Linked DNA regions of Homo sapiens: region 2 is linked to region 1. Evidence: read pairs that join two places in POLR2A ChIA-PET (ENCODE). Cell type or tissue: HepG2. All regions are shown on one strand.

Region 1 (2,500 bases):
TTTCTCACTCTCCAATCCTGCCTGCTCCATCTATTTTGGTGATGTTGCCCCAGTTTTAATAATGATGCTTTACAGCCCATTGCAGATGCTGTTAGAACTCTGCCATTATCCCCCTGGATCCCTTTAGTATTTTTGCTCACACCTGCTTCCTGCATGACATGCATTCGCTCTCAACAGCAACACCTGCCGATCCTTGCTGGCGGGCTGCCCTAGGCTACTAGCACCTGCTTTGCCTGTGCAATAAGAGAGTTCGAAGTGCCTCTAGGGGTAGCCCTTGACTGATGACTGACAGCCTAGGAGTATAAACGCTGCAGTCCCTTTACTCATGATGGAAACAACTCTGAGATGTGACCTCCACATGTCCCCAGAACTCCCTCAGCATGGAGCCTAAGTTACCCTCCATGGGGATTTGCTGGATGCTGCACCCTTGCTTGGCCTCCTTCCCATCCCAGTCCCACTTCCCATTCTCTACTTGGGAATATCTACTAAATAAATAACTTTCACATGAATTTGCAGTCTTCATCCGGAGAACCCCACCTACAACAAGCTCCATCTTTGCCCCTAGCTCTCCACCTATTTGTCATAAGATTTTTTTTGAGGGCAGGTACCTTGGCATAGTTTCCTGCCTCCCCTCCACACATATGCACTACAGAAATGTTTACTTATTTGCTTTTAATATGTTCCTATCCTTAGAGTTCCTTCCTATTTTCCAGGTTTCCCTGTTTCAACTATCATTGCTTCTCAGATATGCTAATTTTCTTGCTTTGCTTATTACTGATGGCTTGTCTATCTGCCCTCTCTAATTCAACATGTTAAACATTCCTAAGTCATAAGTCAAATACCATATGTTCTCACCTATAGGTGGGAGCTAAGCTCTGGGTATGCATAGACATACAGAGTAGTATAATGGACATTGGAGACTCAGAAGGGAAGGGTGGGAGGGGGACGAGGGATAAAAACTATATATTGGGTACAATGTACACTATTCTGGTGACAGGTACAATCAAATCTCAGACTTCACCGCTATACAATGCATCTATGTAACCAAAACCCCCTTGCACCTCAAAAGCTATTGAAATTAAAACAAAAAAACTATTACTAACATGGAGACAAACTAATTTCTTTGAAAAATGTAAACCATTTAAAAGGCAAATATTACCAAATCTATTCACCATCTTCCTTATCTGGCCTTGAAGGACTATTTATGCACTATTTAACCCAGTTGACCTGACCAGTGGACCTGGTTTTCCACAGAAGTGGCTAGATTCTTTGAAGTTAATGTTGGACTTGATTTTTTAAAAGCAGGCCCTGAAAAATTTTAAAGGACTATATGTCCAGAATATTATAAAATCAACAAAAAGAAACATTCCTTGTATTTTCCTCTTATTTTCTATACCTTTCTTCTATGTTTTGCATTAGGTGCTTGCTCAAGATCTCAGTCATGCTTTGACTCAGTTTAACAGTCAAATCATTACTAATCGTACTACCTTTTCATAGTTCACACTTCTAAAATATTAACTTGTAAAAGAAGGAATGCGATAAAGCCATCAGAACACCAAGTGGTGTCTTTATTTCTTAATCATTTTCTAAAACATTACTTAATTCAGTTGAATTCAGAGAAACTTTTAGTAATTCTTATCAGATGAATTTATATACATACCATTGTGGAAAATAAAATAACTTGTGAGCATCTTTGATACAGCCTCAATCAACATTGATGTTGAAACCAGAGGCTGTAAGTTTCAAATAGCAGTTTATGAGAAAACATGGAGAGAAATTTTAAGATGTTGGCGTGAACACTTCTGACAATGTAAAACACTCGGCTAACCATTGCCCTTTGCTTCGACAGATAAGAAGTTTAGCAAATATTTACATACCAGTTTTCACAACATTTAAGCTAAATTTTTACTTCTATGTATTGTCATTATAAGGTTTAACTTCTAAGACTGTTTACTAAAAAGGGCAAAGAGCATTTTTATAATATTGCAAGGTCTGTCTTAATAACTCCAAAGACTGCTGACTTGTAACCCTGAGACTGAATGTTTATTACAGGAAGCTGCATGTTAGAATGTTTGAGGTAGAAAATTGTGCTTGTTTGCTTCAACTTGTAAACTACGTTTTTCATAAAAGGTTGATTTGACTCACCAACTCTTTGATAATTGTCCTACCATTTTTGACCTCACTGATCCAGCTCTAATTAACTCAACAAATAAAAGAGAATGTGCAGATTAGTTTGGAATTAAGGACATAGCTGAAGGCATTCCTTGGGAAAAGTGATTTTGCCAACAAAATAAATACTCTAACAAAAGAATGTTAAAACACCAATACAGATCACATCACTCTTCATAAAACCCCCAAACTGGAAGCTATCCAAATACTGCCTGACAATAGTAGGTTGGATAAATATACTGTGGTATATTTATAGAATGGAATATTATAAAGAAATGAGAATGCTCTGCAATCAGGCACAATGACATAGATGGCTCTCATAAACAAAATG
Region 2 (2,500 bases), 210 kb before region 1:
GGCTACTATAAATGTATACTTACATATGTGGCTTTCGAGACTTTTATGTATTCCTACAAGTCATATAATGTTAAGTGATATCTTCAGATTCCAATGTCTTTTTGGCTTCCTTAGTGCAGAATCAGCAGAAAGGGCTGATTCAGTTACCTACTGATCCCCACCCTCCCCAACAAATCTCCCAGTCAGAACCAAAATATTGGAAAGTTCTTACTTGAAACTACAGTAGAGCGAAACAGCAAACCTCAGTAGAAAATCTGAAGGAGGTTTCCAAGAAATCATTCCTAATGTATGACGGGACAACTAGATTTAACCTCCTCTGCCCCCAACAATTTCCTGCTATAATTATAACCTTTGTATACAAGTTTAAATGGGCATTTATTTAACAAAATAACATTTGTTCAAAAAATAGAGTTACATCAGTCTGGAAAAGTTGCAAGATGACTAACTATGGCTCATGGCACAATCTCTACCTCATATACATCCAAAGTTCACAGCTCTGTACATATAGATTTGTCACTACTGTAGAAAATCCCAAAAGTGTAATCATCATCACCTCTAGGAAAAAGTTTTTTCCTTTCATCTGGATTATCCAAATTATATTATCCAAAGCATATTTATTTCGATTCATATTTATCCAAAGCCTATTTATTTTTTCACAAAAAAAGGAAAGGTAATAGCCAGAGACTATTTAACTTTCTTTTCAGAGAGAAAGAAAGGTAAGATTTAGGCTCAAATCTTATCTCATATAAGACAATAGTTTAACAAAATACATGGTTACATATGTTTCATGTGTGTGAATTTTGTTTTTTCCTTGAAATGTCTCCAATAAAAATTATTAAGGCTATTTTCCTGATTGACACAGATCTTAAAGAACAGGCATTTCTACATCAATTTGAACATTTTATTTGAGAAAATTCAAATTTTGGAAAATGTAAGGTTCTAGGTTCCCTTCCAGATACAAAGTTCAAAGATTTTAGAGTTGCATATGATGAAAGACAGTAAAATCTATAAAGGTGAAGACAATCTATAATACAAATACATGAAATGTTTAACATTCTTTCCAGTTAGGCAGGATGGGGTCATGATAAGAGCAGAGACAGGCCTGTGTCCAAACTTCAGGATTCTTTATCTTAGCTTCAGCTTTGCTTAGACCGGCATGTAGTTGCTGTTCAACAAATATTTGCAGAATAAACTTTGTTTTTCTCATCTGAAAATAGGAATAATAATACTTGCCTTGTATGATTGGTGGGAAGATTAAATGGAGGTAATGTCTGTAAAGCATTAAGCATGGTGCCTGCCACATAGGAAACATTCAATAAATGGAGGTATTGTTATCAGCTGCAGAAAGGGAGTACTCCTGCATACATAATGTAATTCAAATATCTCACTCTTGAAAGTTACCTCGTTCCATTTGCTGTGTGAGCATTTTATTGTAGTGTGATCTATTTCTTTAGGGCACTCTTGTATCACAAAAAATGATACTGTAAGTAACCTGTGAAATGCAAATAAAAGAATGTAGAGCAACTTACTCTTCTGTTTTTTGAGCTACATATGTTGAAATGCAAATGATTACAGGTCAATTGCCTCATAGGCTATGATCAAAATCTAGTTTATGTAATGCTCAAAATAAACTAACAAATATATGATTCAAAGTGAACATTACCTGACTCATACTTATGTAGGGAGAATGAGAGGAAGAGGGAACTATGAAGGAGAGGCCTGTGTCAGACATGCTTTAATGTCTTCTTCTTTTATTGGTTTCCGAAATGTTTAATCCTTAGAGGTGTCATTTTCTTCCAAGAGTCATTTGAAGGGAAAGAATTATGGGGCTTTGATACTTGACAAGGAACTGAGAAGCCATTCTGGAAGCTTTAATAAGCTACTGTTTTACTTTAGTTTTCATTTTGCTAGAACTGAAAAGACCCTCTAAATTTTCTTGTTTATAAACACTAATTCATGAGGGAGATAATACATTAAAATTTCATTTCAAACTGATGTTGAAAACAGTTGCTTTGACATTAAGCAAAAATCTCAGTATAAAGTATTCCTTCAGAGAATAAACGTTCCCATTTTGTAACTATCAATTTACTTTGGTTGGTTAGAACAGTGGTTCTCACATTTTTTTTTTTTCAGTCCACAAACCATTTTGAAGCAAAAACCCAAGGACCACCAGTTCCTACTCATCGCCATGAAAAAAAATTTTCAAACTTTATTGAACTCTTGCTTTAAAACATGGCTGTTATTGTGGTTATGTTTTTTAAAACTTTATATTTGTGCTTTTGAATGCAAATTTGAGTCTGCAACTGGAAAAGATACTTTTTTTAAAAAATTCTTTTTTAGTGACTTGTATTTAAGACCAGCCCGTAGCCAGACCTCAACTGGAAGTGTCTTTGCAGAACACTATGGAATTAAATGGAACTCTATTCTTTGACCACCAGCTGAATCCCAAATCTCCATGTTTGGAAACTCTGCAGCTTTAATCACAAAAATTGTGTGAGTG

The links. ChIA-PET counts read pairs that join two places held together with the same protein. Peaks named below come from ENCODE experiments on the same cell type or tissue, not always from the same donor. Only the 100,000 strongest peaks of a DNase experiment are listed, where the experiment ranks them.
Region 2: POLR2A ChIA-PET joins it to region 1 with 6 read pairs; 2 of 35 experiments call an interaction of 5 or more read pairs at or near these places.

Annotation. Positions count from the first base shown.
Region 1 is chrX:20,478,111-20,480,610 of GRCh38, forward strand. No RefSeq gene overlaps it. Among named protein-coding and RNA genes, the nearest start is that of RPS6KA3, 210 kb to the left of the region's middle. In HepG2, no CTCF peak of the experiment used is centred here; DNase peaks (open chromatin) are centred at 1,051 and 2,011.
Region 2 is chrX:20,270,306-20,272,805 of GRCh38, forward strand. No RefSeq gene overlaps it. Among named protein-coding and RNA genes, the nearest start is that of RPS6KA3, 4.6 kb to the left of the region's middle. In HepG2, no CTCF peak of the experiment used is centred here; DNase peaks (open chromatin) are centred at 466 and 1,186.